Regions from separate parts of the Homo sapiens genome. Here region 1 is linked to region 2. The links are chromatin loops, found by intact Hi-C in ENCODE. Cell type or tissue: Calu3. All regions are shown on one strand. Links, peaks and the distances in the headings refer to the core of each region. The heading gives the core; the rest is flanking DNA.

Region 1 (9,174 bases), core at 742-8,741, 240 kb before region 2:
CAAAAATAACTTAGAAGCTCTCATAGTCAAGAGGAATCTAAAGAGACAAGACAACTAAATGTAATATGAGATCCTGGAATAGATAAAGGACATTAGATTTTTAAAAACAAGAAAGTTTGAAGAAAGTACGGACCTCCATTAATAATGTATCAATATTGGTTAAGAGAAAAAAACTAGTTTTGGAGGAGGAGAGAAGGGGCAGGTGAGAACTGTACTATCTTGACAATTTTCTGTAAATCTAAATCTGTTCTGAAACATAAAGTTTATTTTTATGGGCCGGACATGCTAGCTCACGCCTGTAATCCCAGCACTTTGGGAGGCTGAGGTGGGAGGATCACTTGAGCCCAGGAGTTCAAGACCTGTTTGGACAACACAGCAAGACCCCATTCCTATTTATTAATTAATTAATTAAAATTAAGTTTATTTTAAAAATCTTGGAGCAGAAAAGGAGTAAAAGTAATTTAGATGTCAAGCAACAGATAAATGATAAACTAAACCATGTCATATTTTTCAATTTTTTATGTATTTCACAAAAAGAATTTTGAAGATGTATGTAGAGTATGATTTAACTAAGTAAAAACATTTATGAAAATGCTGAAAGGGACAAATGGTGTTAATTATTTGAGAGAGGATTCTGAGTGACTTTTTAATCTATTTTCTAAGCTTCCTTTAATATCACAAAGTTGGAGGTTTTTTAATTTAAAAATTATACAAAAAATAATTATAACAAAAACTAGAGTGCCCAATATTGGTTTGCTACCCAACATTCACTTCTGTCTTCCTCCTTCCTCACAAAAATCTAGTTTTCATACAGGAAACACATCTCACCTTCAGCTCCAGTGACAGATACTAATTATTCTAATAAATTCAGTGTATGGCCTCCCCTGGTGACTGTAGTCAATAGCATTGTTGGCAGACAGGGTCTCCCTTTTTGTGTCACATGTCATCAAGAAAGCAGGTAGCCTAATCATACTGGCAGCCATCTTCACAACCATAGAGAAACCACCACTGGATTGCTGAGGACAGCAAAAGGCAACCTGATAACATCATCCAGTCACTGACTTTACTGGGTCTGCAGCTGCACAACCTTTGAATTCCCACTATATGAGATAATATTTTCTCTTATTAAGTCACTCTGAGTCAGGCATTTTTATAATTTGCTGCTAAAAGCATCCTACTACAAACTATTTAAAAAGATCATCCATGAGAAGCAAACTTCCCTTTCCCTCCATTCACTCTGCAACAGAAAATGTAAAGCTCTTACTACCAAAAATAAAATCTTAGTACTGTTGGCATCATAGATCTTGTAGAGGTATTCACTACACACTGACATGGAACTGCTGGGTTCTAGAGCATAAGAATACCATAAATGGCCCTTCCTTAGGCAACATAATTCTATCCTAAAGGTGCTCCCTTTATAACTTCCATGTTGAACTAGGCCCACAAAGCATATACCCAGATCATTTCATCTTCATGGAATATAGCAGCAAGGCCAGGAAGCCATCCCTGTCTCCTAGAGTGGATCTGCCTCATCAGTACTGTCCCTATCCTTTGGTTATATCCTCTTTCTTGCATGTGCCACTTTCTAGCTGTGTCATGGTGCTTTAGGTATGCCTCTTCCTTATCAATAGATGGGGGGGATCATCCATAAAAAGAATAAACATTTCTTTATTTCTGTGTACCACTGAGACTTGTATGCCTTTGGTGTCCAACACATGTTGGTGACTGAATATGTAAATAAACAAATTAATGCTTTGTACCTATTAGAGAGGCATACTATTCTTCCTTGAAATGCCAAAGGAAAGCTAAGAAAACAGAGGATGGCAAAAACAAATAAAACTCAAAGATAAGTACTTCAGTAAATTATCCAGTCCTACCATAATTAGCTGCCACATTAGCAAACTTATTAACACATCAAAAAATCAGGAATTAAAAAAAATGCCTGCTACTATTGCTTTTATTCAAAACTGAACTTTTATCAGTTACTGTGTGGGAAATACCTCCTCTCCAATTGTGAGTTGCCAATTCAAGATAAGAAAAAGAAATAAAAGTCATACAGATTAGAATGGAAGAAATAAAACTCTCATTACTTACCAATGATGTGATTATCTACATAGAAGAGCCAAAGGAAATTACATCTCAAGTACTGAAATGAATAAGGGGATATGGCAAGATGGCTGGATATAGGATAATGTATAAAAATTAACTGTAATTCTACATGCTGGCAGCAAACAAAAAAGACAACTTCAAACATCTATTCTTCAGAAGATACCATTAATAACAGGAAAAGACAACTCACAAACTGGAGAGAAGATAATTTCCATATCAGTGACTGCTAAAAAGATTACTTTCTGGAATATGTATTTTTAACTCCAAAAAAATCAAATGACAAACAGCCCAATTAAAAATGGGTAAAAGCACCAATGTATGCTAAAATGAATGGGTGAAATTAAGCAGAAACAGAATATTACACAGACTCAAAAAATCTTTCCAAAAATACAGTATAATAATTACAAGGGAAAAAAGTAGTAAGTTAGGAATCATGGCAGATGCCTCCTTAACCAGGTGATCAAGGTGAACATCACCAGTATTACTTACTGACATTATGTGCCCCCGATAAGATGCACATCACCTCTGTGGTATCTTTCCCAATAATGTCTAATCTTGATCTAATCATGAGAGAACATTAGACAAACACAAACTGAGAAACGTTTTACAAAATCACTGGCCAGTACTCTTTAAAAGTGTAAAGTTCGTGAAGGACAAGTAAAGAGTAAGAAATGTCACAAATTGGAGAGACTACAGAGACACAGCTAACTGTATTACGGGATTCTGGACCCAGATTCTGCAACTGAAAGAGAATGTTAGTGGAAATAGTGATAAAATCTGAGTAAGACCTATACTTGGTATCATACCAAGATTAACTGCTTACTTCTGATAAGTATTCCATGGTCATGTAAGATGTAAACATAAGGAGAAGATAGGTTAAAAGATATACAGGAACTCTCTGTTCCATTTTTGCAATTTCTGTAATCAAAATTATCTAAATAAAAAATTAACTGTTAAAAAAATGGGTAAAAACATGAAAACACTGTCTAGAAGAGGAAACATGACCATGAGTATATGGAAAGATGTTCAACCTCATCAGTAATTAGGAAAAAAATAACAAAAATCACCCAACGATTATCACTATTTTTACCCACCTGGCTGGCAAAAATGAGTCTAACAAGTGTAAATAAGAATGTGGAGCAATGGAACTGCATACACACTGCTGGCAGGACTAAAAATGGGTACAATCACTTTGGGAATGGTTTGGCTAGAAAGTTGTAAAGTTAAACATGTACCTATGTATGATTCAGTAATTTCCTTTTTAAGTAGAGTCTAGAAAAACTTTAGTTAATGAGCACTGGAACGTTTTCAGGAGCAAAATCCTCTGTTCAACCCAAATGTACATTGCTAAATTATGGTATATTTCAGAAAATGGAAATATTATCGACTAAAATGAGTGAAATATGTGAGTATATTTTAGAAACATGTTAAATGAAAAAAGGCAAATGATAGAAGAATATATATAACACGGTATTTTGTAAAGGTTCAAAAACAAGCAAAACAAAATAACATTTAGGGTTATAAATATGGGTAAATTTTTTTTTAAATACATTTTCATTAGTATATTTGAGATGGTGGTTACCTCTGGGGAAAAAATTATGGTTTAGGATACAGGAGAACAGACAGGGAACTTGAACAGTATTGGTGATGTTATACTTCTTAATCTGGTTCATGAGTTCATGGGTTGGTTTTAGTATTAGGTTTCAAAAATTATAGAAGTGTTACATATATTCTTTTTCCTGTGAAATATGCTTTGTAATTAAAGTTGATAAATATTTTTAAAACAATATTTTAGTCAAATGTATACCAAAACCTTAATAGTGATCGTTTCCGGGGGTGAAACTCTGGGAAATTTTCATTTTCAATAGTACACATTTGAATAAATTTAACAGTAAATATTCAATATGTATGTATTTGGAAAAAATAAAATTTAGAAATGTTTGTTAATTTGATATTTCAATAATAGTTGTAAGAGAGAAAGTTTTCCTCCATAGAGTTATTTATAATGATCACCACTTCAATTTTTCTTCACTAGAGCTCCTCCATGAATACTGCTGCCATTCACAAAGAATGACATTCCAACTGAGTCCTACTGTAAAATTAATCTGAATGGCACTGCAACAATATTCCCAACTTCCTACATATGATAGGTGGGGGCCTTGGGAAACATATAAACATTCTATATAAATAAGCATCAGATCTACTATCCTGGGTGATATGCCTATTAAAAACGTACTGAGGAAAGGGACCAGCTACAGACAGAAAAAAATATAACAAGAAAGTCCTTCAAATTGGCCTCTTTGCCTTAAAGAAAACAGGAACATTAAATAGTCAAGATTAGTGTTCTCAGCCATTCATCATCTTTCCTCTACTAAATATTCTTATAAACTCCTAGTCTTACAACTAGACGATATTTAGAAGACAGTCATGCACTCTTGCAGTGATTACCACTATCGTATTACTACTCTTAAATACATGCTCTCATACATGTTGGTCCAATGTTGGAAACTCCATGCAAACAGATATAATGGCATCACAGCCCTGAGAATGTACAAGTGGGGAACAATCAAACATCAACTATACCGAGGGCCCAAACTTCCAACAATACAAAGTAAAAACGAAGTGTGGCAAATACACTTGTCTTTGGCTGTATATTTTATGTATTATTTTCTATAATCAGGAGAGGGAACGAGTTATTTTCGCTTCTTATGGCTCAGTACTATGACACAGCAGAAAGTAGCACTTAAGGAATAGGGACTTCAGGAACGGTGTTTTTATCAGTGAAAATAGATAAAAGCATGGAGAAAAGAAGTAAGAGTCAACAATACTGAGTTATTTAAGAAAAGGTCTTGAAATTTAAGAGTGAATTGGTGTTGATATGAAGAAAGCAAAGAGGAAGCTGAAAGGATTTAATGAGTATAAGAGGAGGTTGATGGTTATCTAAGGTCCTCTAACATCATAATATTTTCAAGAAGGTGCACTAGAAATTGCAGTTGAAGATGGCGACTTTGGAAGAAGTGCCAAAACTGCATGCAGTGCTCATCAAGGAAAGGAACAATTTGGTAACCTAAGCCTGGATCAGGATCATTCTCCTCCATTCCTTTAACTTTTGCTCTGCCTTGACCAGGATTTTCTCAGTGTTGAAGACACAGCTTTTTCCAAAGCTGATCCTTACAGGCCACCAGGTGGAGCCCAACAGTCACAAAAAAAGAGCCCCCTCCTCAGCCTGATTTGCTTTTTGCCTCCTAGCCGGCCAGGTCCATACCCCTTGAAAAGAACATACAAACTCTATAGATCTGGTAATGCGAGTCCATAGCATTATATAACTTGGTTTCTCCCTCAGAGCTATCTTTAAAGAACATGCTCTCAAAAAGGTGAAATATTCCTTTTGCAAAGGGAAAGATTGGATACAGTTATTTTTCAGTTTGCTAATCTTGGAGCCTATGCTTCAATGAAACAAACTAATTTCTTCTGTTTGTTTTTTCTATCAATCTAGTCATGGTTTAATTTTCCTACTAATTACAATTCAATGTATTTAATGTAATTTAATGACCACCTCTTCAATTCCTATCTACCCTGTAAGAAACTGAGTATCTATCAAAACTGAATGGAATGTAAAAGTATTTGCTTCCATGGGTCAATAAATATTGCTGACTGGCTAACAACCACCACAAGGTGAAAAGCTAGGAGACAAAGGTGATACCAGAACAGACCTCCACCCCCTACTTCCCATCTCTACCACAGTCCTCTAAGGTCAGAATTTCCCTTCCTCTGCTTTCACCTCACTCCGTCATCTGCTCCAATGGAACCTGCTGTCCTTCACACTCATTAAAGCCAGCAGCACTGTGACCCATTCTCTGTTTCTCATTTCCACAGCCTCCCATTAAGCCTAGGCAATCCCATGTTCAACCAAGAACTTCTCAGCCTGTAATGACCTATTCATTTTTCCTCCTCCTCCTCCACCCCTCAAAACCACCAGACTTTGCTTGATAAAATAATATAAATGTGTCAATTTGCTCTAGGTCGATTCATGTCACATATCTTCAGCTAGCCTTCAGTGTTGCCAAGAAACACTATTAAGTTCCTCACGGTAGCTGCTGTAAAACGTTTCCATTTTATTCAAGACTTACCCTTAAATAGTCAAGAAGAAACCATGACAAATCTGGGAGAAAGTGACCATGCTATCTCTACGCTCAAGACATCCCGGAAAGAGAAGCTGGAACTGTAAACTCTAGACTGAGGATACCAGATTTCCCAAAGGGCTGAGAAAATATAGGCATGAATTCCACTGCAAGAGTTTCTAAAGGGAAAGATGATTTAAGAGGTTGGGAAGCTCTTAAAACTGTAAATCTGATTATGTAATTGCAGATCATTCCAGCGAAGAAACCAATGTGGCTTTTTAATTATCCTGGACTAGAGTGTAGTACTAAATATTAAAGGTACTAAATATGTTGTAATGTATAACAAAAAACAGTGATCCCTAAAAGCTAGCAAGGGTTCACTTGGGTTTTGATAGCATTACAGAACAAGATTCATAAAAATGTGGGCGATGTGATGTATAGAGAGGTGAACAAGGTTCAACTGAGATCTCTCATGACAATTCTAAGAACAAGATAGAAAATAACTTTATAACAACTGGAAGTCTCCAATGTTGTAATACTCTTTGAGCTGCCCCTAAATGGTGGCCCCAAGGCAGCACTAGGGTGTCAGAGAAGCAATGCTTACAGCAAAGGGGAGGCCAAGCTCCATGTCCTACCTAAGGATCCTTCCAAAGCTACTAACATCATATATTCTATTAATGTGTGCATTCTATTCAATCCTTCTGTTAAATATCTGTGCCTTCTCAATTTGGCGTTCTCCACCTGAGTTTTTATACTTGTTGTATGCCATTGTCAAGCATGGACTTTGAAGTCATAGAACCTTAGTTCTCATCATTTTCTGTTCCAAATTACTCCTTGTGTGTTTTCTAGCTTGATTCATGGTGCAACATCTTCCTAGTCAACCTGGCTCAAGACATTGGGGTCATCAATCCATTTCCATCTACTCATCTGACCAGCTAGCAAATGTTCACCAAGTGTCCTTGTCCTAAAGGAGTTCATGGCCAAGTAAAACAAACAAGCAATTGCAAACCAAACAGATGAGAAATATAATAATAGTACTAATAGAAGCTATGGGAGCACCAGAAGGGAGGCCTGTGAGTCAAGGAACATTTTTTTTTGAGTGGACAAATGAGTTTAAAAGTTGAGTATTTCACCAAGCAAACACTAGAGGAAGGAGAAAGCCACTGTTAGGAAAGGAAGTGTAATGTGCAAAAGTTTGGAACTATGAACATACACACTCAGCTTGGGAAATGGCAAGTTTGATTTTCGATAGTGAAGACCACAGAAGGAACTGAGATGGCTCCCAGTAAATTGTGGTTAAATGCCATCAGCATCCACCCACTCCCCCTAGTCAGAGCCCTGAAAGTTCATCCAAGATTCCATCCTTCTCCCTCATGCCCTATTTCTAATTAGTCATCGCATCTGGGAGAATTTACCTTCTTAATCTCCCCTGAATCTTTTCATTTCTTTTGTTTCCTCCATTGCAACCCTTTATTTCAGGTTCTCCCACCTCATCTGTCTTACTGCAATTGTGTATTATGACCTCCTGCTACTAGGCATGTCCCTTCTCATCTATTCTTTACTCTCAGTCAGAGTGATCTTTTAGCAAAGAGGCCTCTGTCCTATAAGAAATGATCCTGGATTTCCCCCTTTACCTACCTCCTCTAAATTCCCCCAAATTATTCTATTCTATGGAAGAACTTAGAACATTCTGTTTTGTACTGTAGGTAGAACTCAAAGAGATAAGCCATTCAAGCCATCTGTTTTATCCACGCTCTTTCCCAGGAGTCCCACAGCGCTGCAAATTGGGTGTGAGTCATGGATGGGACTCTGGACCCCCACCTCTGCTTGAAACTACTGACGAGGGAAAACACCTGCCTCAAGCTAGACCAGTAAGATTTTCCACCATAGAAATTCTGTATTATGATCTAGACTTTAGTATGTAACTGCCATAGGACTGGCAGTGCCATTTTGGGGCCACGTGTGCTGTTGTGCAGGTAGAAGACTACTGTGCAGAGAGAAGCAGAATAACACAGCTCATGTGCAAAAAGGGGTAAAGAAAAGATACTGTGTGGTGGCTGGGCTAGTCACAGGGGTGAAAGAGAAGCTGTGGTTCCTTTGTTGCCTTGTTAGTTCTGATTTTCTCATGAGACTTCCTCCATTTCCTGCTCTGGTTTTTAAAAGAATCACCAGCTTCTTATATTAATCTCTACTTTTATTTAAATTAGTTCAAGTGGGATTACACTTCTTAGAATCAAATTATCGCTATGATATATACATGCAAAAATCCTTTTGCATTAGACTATAAGTTCCTTAAGTAACGAATCCATAACTTGTTTACCATTGTATTTCTCAGATAATATAGCATAGTGCTTTACACATAGTTGGATCAAAACCAGCCTGGTGAACTAAATGTAACTACAGAAGAGGAAAATGACTTTGAACTTGAATAATTAGAAGCAATTACATAGGCAAAGGAAGTCCGATACTTTTAAGGAGAGAGGTATAGGAGTTGGGAACAAATTGAGAAGGAAGCCACCTTAGCTAAACTTGATTTTTAGGGATAGTTTATGTGGAAGCTAACCATAACACTTTCGCACCCACAGCAGGTATTACCGTCACACTCCTGGTCAAAGCCTGGCAAAGATAAGGGAGGAAACCTAGGCAGTCATAGCACAGCATGTTCTGATTAAGAAAAAGTGACCTCAGTTCTTAAAGATCAGTAACGGATAACCAGAACAAAATGGCAAGGCGACCACCAACATACTCAACAGCTGCAGCCCTCACCCCTCATACAACAGACGTCATTTGAGAAATTCATCAGGAAAACCTACCATGTTTTATTTCTTAAAATAAATTTTCTCTTCTTCACAAAGATTTTAAAAGGCATATTTCCATAAATGACAATTTTTATATCCTTATATTAAGAAGGTAGAGAAAAAGCATGATGTTTCCATCTAAATAT
Region 2 (9,174 bases), core at 775-8,774:
GCTGTGACTAAAAAAAAGTTACTTCAAAATAGAAGAAAGACTCTTAGAATAAAGACTCCTGCACTCAGAGCCCCACCCTGTGTGTGAGACTAGACGTTTTCCAGGAGCGATGTTCCCTAAGCTGCATACAGGGGAGGGGGACCCACGCCAAGGTGTCAGGTGGCCAGGTCATTCCTGGCACCACTCCTTTTTCTAGGGGAACTTGGCCAAGTGTAACCTCAGCTTCTGTAAACTGGAAGCAATCATAGTACTACCTCGTGGGGGCTGCTACAAGGATGGCATGAGATGACCCGTATCCTCACTCTAAGCCTGACAGGTAGAGAGCTGTGGTCACTATGAGACCAGGTCATGCACCTCTGCCACCCAAGTGCCTGGGTTTCCCAAACTGCAAGCAAAATCTCAGTCCCAGGAACAGTGATACCCAAATCACAACAGCCTGGAGGACTGTGCCGCCTCCTCACAGTCACCTCCATGGCTTCAGGGAAATGCCAGAGACACCTCACCTGTGAACATGACAAGCCCATTTGCTTTCTTCCCTTTTCCTTCAGGTTGATAGTCCACAGCTCACAGCCCTCAGAGACGACCCTGGACCCTGCATGCTGGCAATTCCCCCCAGGGATGCTGCCCTGCACTGGGTCCTCCTGAGCTCCCGGGGTGCCCAGCTCTGGGGCTGCAGTGGGGGAGGATTCTGAGTCTCACACTGTCTAAGTGGTGCTGCTGGGCTGAATCTGTGGTCTTTGTATCACATGAGCTGCCGCATGGGCTACTGCCACCAGCTGCTTGGCCTTCAAGCATGAAGTCAATACAGGTGGGTGGGGAGGGGCAGAGGCGGAGGGTGGCAGATGACCCCAAGCCACTCCCTCCTTCCTCTTCAAATGCTTATTTCTGTCTTCACAGTGTTCTCATTCCCTACCCAACACACCCCGCAAACTCTCCACCTCCACCAGCCAAGCAACACGGGTCCTTGTGCTTGTCAATGCCTACGAAGAGCCGTGAACTCCCTGGTCCATAAAAGCGGTCCCATTTGGGCAGAGCCAAGATGCTCTGCTATACCCCAAAGGTGGCTGCAACTCCCTCAAGGGCAGGAATGGGGCCTTTCTTGTTTTGGTGTTCCCGACATCTAGCCCAGTTCCTGGAATGTCCCAGGTGCTGGCAGAAGTTTGCTGGAGGGCTCTTTGCAGAAGGCACAGAGGACCACATTCTGTTATCAGCAAGTCAAACCAATGTGGCTGGCCTGGGGACATTAGCTTCTGTCCCTTGATGGATGCTGGCCACCCTACCTTCCAAGACACTGCCCAAGAGAGGTCTCTTCTAAGGGAGTGGCAGGCACATGAAGAAGGAGAGACCTCCCCCGCCCCCGCAGGAAGCGCTCCTTCCCACACAGGCTTTCCTCCCTGCACATCTTCACGTCCAAAAGCCACAGAAATGGCTGCTCAGGGCTGGGCGTGGTGGCTCACTCCTGTAACCCCAGCACTTTGGGAGGCTGAGGCAGGCAGATCACCTGAGATCAGGAGTTCGATACCAGCCTGGCCAACATGGCGAAACCCTATCTCTACTGAAAGTACAAAAATGAGCCGTGCATTGTGGTGCATGTCTGTAATCCCAGCTACCAGGGAGGCTGAAGCAGGAGAATCATTTGAACCCGGGAGGCAGAGCTTGCAGTGAGCTGAGATTGCGCCACTGCACTCCAGCCTGGGCAACAGAGGGAGACTCTGTCTCAAAGAAAAAAAAAAGCCACAGAAATGGCTGCTCAATTTCTGTTGTTGTCATTATCAAAGTTTTAAGGCTTCCTTTATGATCCTGCAAAGCCCATTTCCCCTAGGCCGCCACATCCGTCCTCTGGCAACAATTCCCCTTGTGGTCCCTTCCTGTAATGAGAAGGTCTCTCTGACCGTTAGGCCTGAAGACAAACATCTTAGAATACATGTGGTTAGACAAACATCTTGGCCCCTCTGAGCCGCAGTTTCTTATCTGTCAAATGGGAATAATACCTAATTCAGAGGGCTGAGGGTGGGGGTGGGGAACCAGATGCCGGATGCTGTGAAAAGGTCTTTGCTGCTGGCACAGTGAATACTTAATAAGTGGCAAGACCAATGATAGGATGCACATGGATTTGGGAGGCTGAGGTGGGAGGATCACTTGACATCAGGGGTTCAAGACCAGCCTGGCCAACATGGTGAAACCCCGTCTCTACTAAAAATTCAAAAATTAGCCAGGCATGGTGGTGCATGCCTGTCGTCTCAGCTACTTGGGAGGCTGAACCTGGGAGGCAGAGGTTGGAGTGAGCTGAGATCGCACCACTGCACTCCAACCTGGGTGGCAGAGCAAGACTCTAAAAAATAAAATAAAATAAAATAGTACTTGCATAACATGCGTGGGCTTCTCCAGCAAAGTATACTGGATACAGGGTGAATAGGAAGCTACGGTCTTTCCTAGGTGATCATCTTTTCAATAATATATATCACCGAAAGAGAATTTTAAAGAGAATACGTGAAGCCACCCATATCTAGAGAGGTTGTAACTCACATAATGCAGACATGGATGCTGGGCACCCCACCCTCCAAGCTCATCCTGGATCCAGCCACATCTTGCCCCTCCTCTGCTCCCACCCTGCTCCAGCCACCTCCATCTCATGCCTGGGCAACTGAAAGAGATGCCCGGGCATGGAAGGGGAATCTCCTTGCTTCCAGTCCTACTCCCCTCTCTGCAAGCCTAAGGGATGAGTCCTACCGCAGGGCCTTTGCACTTGATGTTCTCTCTGCCTGGACAGCCGTTTCCCTAGACATTCTCAGGATGCATTCACTTACTTTTTCATTCAGATCTCCGCTCCAAAGCCAATCCCCCAGTTAGGCCTTTTCCAATATCTTATCTGGAAAGCCTTCTCCCCGCTGCCCACGCCCTGGTACTCCCCACTCTGCTTTCTTTTCCTTCTGACGTCATATTCTGTGCTTATTTGTTTATTGCTCATCTTTCCCATCAGAATGTAAATTCCATGGGGTGGAATTTTGTTTTGTTCCCACTGCAAGTCCAGTGTCTATACCCTAGAACACTTTTTTTTTTTTTGAGATGAAGTCTCGCTCTGTTGCCCAGGCTGTAATGTAGTGGTGTACAATCTCAGTTCACTGCAAGCTCCGCCTCCCGGGCTCAAGTGATTCTCATGCCTCAGCCTCCCAAGTAGCTGGGATTACAGGCGCCCACCACCACCTCCGGCTAATTTTTGTATTTTTAGTAGAGACAGGGTTTCGCCATGTTGGCCAGGGTGGTCTTGAACTCCTGACCTCAGGTGATCCGCCTGCCTCAGCCTCCCAAAGTGCTGGGATTATAGGCATGAGGCACAGCCTGACCCCTAGAACACTTTAAATGCTCAATAAATGCTTGTTGGCTGGGCATGGTGGCTCATGCCTATAATTCTAACACTTTGGGAGGCCGAGGTAGGCCAATTGCTTGAGCCCAGGATTTCAAGACCAGCCTGGGCAACATAGGGAGAACTTGTCTCTACAAAAAATTTAAAAATTAGCTGGCCGTGGTGGTGCAGGCCTGTAGTCCCAGCTACTTGGGAGACTGAGGCAGGGGGAAAGGATCGCTTGAGCCCAGCAGGTCAAGCTTGCAGTGAGCCATGATTGCACCACTGCAGTCCAGTCTAGGTGACAGAGCCCAGACTTCGTTCCCCACCCCGCCAAAAATTTCAGTGTTTGTCAAATGAATAAATCGTCATGTCTATGGCTGAGTTTTGGATAACGGCACAGTTCCAATAAAGCAAAAAAAAAAAAAAAAAAAAAAAAAAAAAAACCATGGAGTTTAATGGAAGTGTCTTTTACGCAGTGCTAAAAAAGTCTAATCTATACTTTTGATGGCTTATTGTATTAAAACCCCCACAAAGCTCTGTGAGTGGGAAGAGCAGCTCAGGCATCTCAGGGAGGTCCTTGGCACACATGCCTCGGGGCTTCGCAAACCACTCAGAGAAACTGCTGAGGTCAGTGGTGTTCTCAGAAAAGGGCGCTGGGGGCCATGAAGAAGAAAGTCAAATGCTCCAGGAAGTGGCAGGAAGCTAGATCACACAGGTCATTCCTAGACCCCTGGGAAGCTTGAGGAGGCCCAAAGACCACCTCCAAGAGAGCCTTCCCTGCCTGGAGCCCACTGTTCTGAAGGCACTTTCTAAGGCCACTGGGTGCTAATGCAGCACCCAAACACTGTTTGAAGCAGGTGTGGGAGGAGAGGCAAACAACCGCATCTATCATAAGTCTCTTTTTTTTTTTTGAGACAGAGTCTCGCTCCATCGCCAGGCTGGAGTGCAGTGGCGCGATCTTAGCTCACTGCAACCTCTGCCTCCTGGGTTCAAGCAATTCTCCTGCCTCAGCCTCCTGAGTAGCTGGGACTACAAGCGTGCTACCACGCCCAGCTAATTTTTGTATTTTTAGTAGAGACGGAGTTTCACGATATTGGCCAGGATGGTCTTGATCTCTTGACCTCATGATCCGCCTGCCTCAGCCTCCCATAGTATTGGGATTACAGGCGTGGCCACAGTGGAACTGTATTCTGCCTTTCATAGAACTTGTTTTTTTTTTTTTTTTAGACAGGATCTCACTCTGTCGCCCAGACTGGAGTGCAGTGGCACCATCTCAGCTCATTGAAGCCTCAACCCATCCTCCCACCTCAGCCTCCCGAGTAGCTGGGACTACAGGCACGTGACACTACACCCTGCTAATTTTTTTTTTTTTTGTAGAGACAGGGTTTTGCCATGTTGCCCAGGCTGGTCTCAAACTTCTGGGCTGAAGCGATGCACCCACCATGGCCTCCCAAAGTGCTAGGATTGCAGGTATGAGCCATCGCACCTGGCCATATAGAATACAGAACTTTTTTCTTTTTTTGAGACAAAGTTTCCCTCTTGTTGCTCAGGCTGGAGTGCAATGGTGTGATCTCAGCTCACTGCAACATCCACCTCCCAGGTTCAAGCGATTCTCCTGCCTCAGCCTCCCGAGGAGCTGGGATTACAGGTGACTGCCACCATGCCTGCCTAATTTTTTGTATTTTTAATAGAGATTTCACCATGTTGGCCAGGCTGGTCTCGAACTCCTGATCTCAGGGGATCCACCCGCCTTGGCCTCCCAAAGTGCTGGGATTACAGGCGTGAGCCACCATGCCCAGCCATAAAGAATTCAGACTTTTAATAGGAGTCTGTCTTTGTTTCTGACCCCAATGCTTTTACATTTCTTTATGTTCTGAACAAAAGAAGTACCACCAAATGCGTTCCACCACCACCAAAAGACACTGGCTCTGCAGTTGGGCAAGGACTAACCACAATGACAGTTCAATTTGGTCCAAACATGGTGGTATTTAAGGTTAGCCAATAATTCTCAACATATCGTCCGTCATTCTTTATTTTTTAAAGTCCAGTGAGGTCTGAATAGTATCTGTGGCCGACACTGAGAATCTAAAAGCTGGCAATTTTAAGGGGAAAACCACAGCCTCCTGGTGCCCTCTGGTGGTGAAGCAGTAGGACTGCATGAAATTACAAAGTGTTGAGTCAGTCGCTCCCAAACTAGAACATATTCAGATCTGTTAAAACACAACTTGCTGAAACTCACCCTCAGTTCTAATTTGGAAGGTCGGAGGTAGGACCTGAGAACTGGCATTTCTAACAAGTTTCCAGGTGCTGCTGCTGTTCCTGGGACTGCACTTGAGAATCACTGGTTTAGGTTACCTAGCCCAAACCTGCTTCTATCACAGTACTAGACTGCATGCTAGAACATTTTTTCCTTTTTTTTTTGAAATGGAGTCTCACTCTGTCACCCAGGCTGGAGTGCAGTGGCACAATTTCGGCTCACTGCAACCTCCGCCTCCCGTGTTCAAGTGATTCTCGTGCCTCAGCCTCCGGAGTAGCTGGGATTACAGGCGCGCACCACCACGATCCTCGGCTAATTTTTGAATTTTTAGTACAGACAGGGTTTCACCATGTTGGCCAGGCTGTTCTCAAACTCCTGACCTCAGGTGATCTGCCTGCCTCGGCCTCCCAAAGTGCTGGGATTACAGGCATGAGCCACCACACCGGCTAGAAAATTAACTAAAACAAGCATTTTTCTACACTTGAACAGTGGCTGCTGGCGATTTTTTTGTTGGTTTTCAATCTTCCAAATGTTTGCAATGTGGTTATAAATTTTTTAAAAGCAAAGCAAAACACCCAAAGGACATGATTCTTGTTGGAGAACTGTTACCACGGGCCTTTCCAAGAGGCAGGCACAGACCACTGTTGGCAAAGATGGACTGGTGCTTTGGATCGTGGGCCCCTCTTTGCCTTTTTCACAGCTTTCTGTCCAAGGCCCTGCTGTTCCAAAGACCACACCAGGTTGTGCCCAGACTCCCTGTGGAGCTGGCTCCCCAGACACAGCCCTAGACCCTGGAGGATCCACTTCTCCCCAGAAGCTGGACTCTCCCTCTGCCCAGGGGACTCCAGACCCGTCTCCTCTTGCCAACCCCAGGTGCTCGCTCTTGGCTGCACCCTGCTGCTCCTCAAAGAGCTCCTGGGAGAGGAGAGTCTGGCCTGGGCCCAGCCCAGCCCTGCCTGTCTGCTGAGGGGGCAGGGTGGGGCGCACAAATGAGACGCTCAACTCCCATGGCTCTGCTGAAAGAAGCCAGGCCCTCAGGCACTGGGAGAAAAGTGCCTTTGGGGGTGGCAGGGGCTTGGAATCAGCATCACCAAGGCCACAGGGACTTCGTCTGCACCAACTCTCTGGCTTAGGGAGCAAGGGTCAGCCACATTCTCTCAGATCAGTTAAAACCATGATGCCTCTCACCTCCCAGGATGTAGATCAGAAAGTGAGTGAAGGGGGAAAGGCACTCCAGACTTAAAAAAACAAAACAAAACAAAACAAACCCAGGGGAGGACCCAGTTGGCCTAGCTGGGGTCAAGGACCCACCCCTTGGGCAGTCAACTGTAGTACACGGGTTCTGTGATGAACACCCCTCACCCCCAACATGAAGGCCTTTGATGGGCTTCATCCTAAACGAGGCTGAGCAGACAAAGTGAGTGTCCCAGGGCTGGATGGGGACCGGAATATGACTGCCCCAGAACCTGGCTCCCAGGGCTGCAGCAGTGTCCATGCCTGGCTCCACCCCCACCAGGGTAGACAGAAACCACCTGGGCTCTGCACACAGCTGCACTGCGCTTCCTGCAGCCAGGTATTGTGGTGGGGACATTGGAGATGGGGCAGCGCCTCAGTCAGGCCACCTGACCAGCGCACAGTGACCCCAGCACTGCAGGTGCTGGTGGGGTATACCACCCCCCAGAAGACAGGGCTCCTAGAAGGCCTCAAGGTGGCCAAAGTTCCTGGAACTGCCAAAGTCCCTTATCGCCACCCCTTCCACAGGAGGCCACAGCCACTTTCTCCTCCTCCGCCGAGGCTGGGGAGGTGAGAGAACTCTGCTCTGGCCAACGCCCTGGAGACGGCCTCCTGCTAGTGACGGCTGGGCCCTGACTGGGGCAAGGAAGAGCTCTGGGCCGGCAGGCGGCTGGGTCGTAAAAGTGCATGCACCTGCTGGGCATCCTTGGGCCCTGCAGGCTGCACCCAGCCCCAGGCTGACATCCTGTTCTCAGTCCCAGCGAGGAGCCTTCCCTCCTGGATGCTTGAAGGTTCCAGCCTGCTATGGTCTGAATATGTCCCCCAAATGTGTGTTGGAAACTCAATCCCCAAAGCAACAGTGTTGGAATATGGGAAATGTTTAGGTCATGAGGGCTCTGCACTCATGAATAGATTAATGCCATTCTAAAAGGGCTTGATGGTGCCATTGACTCCCTCATCAAGAAGGGAGTTTGGTTTCATTTTGCCCTTCCAGCTTCTGCCATGTGAGGACAGAGCGCTCCTCCCTCTAGAGGATGCAGCATTCAAGGCGCCATGTTGGAAGCAGAGAGCAGACCCTCACCAGACAATGGACTTGCTGGCAACTCACTCTTGAACTTCTCAACCTCCAGAACTCTGAGAAAATAAATTTCTGTTCTTTATAAATTACCCAGGCTCTGGCATTTTGTTACAGCAGCACAAAGTGGGCTAAGACATGGCCTCCTCCTGGACGTACGGGTGAAGCACTGGTCATCTCTGCCAAGCATCCCTGCCCATAAGGCCCAGCTCCCCCCACAGCCAAGGCCTCCCCATGCACATGGCTCGTGTCCACAGACACCTTGCTGGAGAGCACGTGAAAAGGCAGGTGCTGACCTTGCCCAAATGCCCACATGCCCCTGTTCAGTAGTGGAAACCCACATTCTCCCCTTCAGGCCAGGCTGGGCCACGAAGAAGTCAGGCCTTGCCTGTCCCCTGGATCCTGGGTAACTATAAGATCTGCTTAGAAGAACTCTGGAGGCCAGGTGTGGTGGCTCACACCTGTAATCTCAGCACTTTGGGAGGCCGAGGCAGGTGGATCACTTGAAGTCAGGAGTTTGAGACCAGTGTGGTCAACATGGTGAAACCCTGTCTCTACTAAAAATAAAAAAAAAATCAGTTGGGCGCAGTGGCAGGCACCTGTAATCCCAGCTGCTCAGGAGGCTGAGGCAGAAGAATCACTTGAACCCGGGAGACAGAGGTTGCAGTGAGCCGAGATGGCACCACCGCACTCCTGCCTGGGCGACAGAGCAAGATTCCATCTCAAAAAAAAAAAAAAAGAAAAAAAAGAAAAAGAAGAAAAGAACTCTGGGGCCTGGAAGCCAAGGAGTAACATCCATGCTAAGTGCAATCAATCCCAGGCCCTCAGCAAGATGTGGGTCCCAAGGGCAGCTGGCTGTTGGGGATGGAGTGGAGGCTGGTTATCAATAATTCCAGGTCCTTCCATCATTTGCCGGATTGGCTCAGCAGTCTCACAATGTGTGACAGGCAGAACATTGAGTCCCCAAAGAAGCTCACGCCCTAGTCCTAGAGTCTGTGAATGTGTCACGTGACATGGCAAAAGGCCTGCAAGAGTGAGTTATGGATACAGACCCTGGGGTGGGGAAATGATGCCAGGTAGTCTGGTGGGGCCTGATGTCATCACAAGCGTCCTTAAAAGTGGAAGAGGGAGCCAGATGAGTCCATCAGAGGAAAAAGTGGCTGCAGAAAAAAGGCAGGAGATGCAATGCTGCTGGTTTTGAAGACGGAAGAAGGGGACCCAAGTCAACGAAAATGTGGGCGGCCGCAGGAGCTGGAAAAGGCA

Evidence for each region. A loop is a pair of places that touch in the nucleus more often than their neighbours do. Peaks named below come from ENCODE experiments on the same cell type or tissue, not always from the same donor. Only the 100,000 strongest peaks of a DNase experiment are listed, where the experiment ranks them.
Region 1: a loop joins it to region 2, with 6 times the contacts of the local background. A loop is called at or near these places in 30 of 110 quality-filtered maps.

What each region holds. Positions count from the first base shown.
Region 1 is chr2:232,138,371-232,147,544 of GRCh38, reverse strand. The region is part of intron 8 of DIS3L2 (DIS3 like 3'-5' exoribonuclease 2); the gene reads right to left. Among named protein-coding and RNA genes, the nearest start is that of MIR562, 30 kb to the left of the region's middle. In Calu3, for the core only: a CTCF peak has its summit at 5,306 (motif pointing right); a DNase peak (open chromatin) is centred at 5,324.
Region 2 is chr2:231,902,558-231,911,731 of GRCh38, reverse strand. No RefSeq gene overlaps it. Among named protein-coding and RNA genes, the nearest start is that of MIR1471, 15 kb to the right of the region's middle. RefSeq lists enhancers at 5,366-5,983, 5,984-6,602. In Calu3, for the core only: a CTCF peak has its summit at 5,475 (motif pointing left); a DNase peak (open chromatin) is centred at 5,481.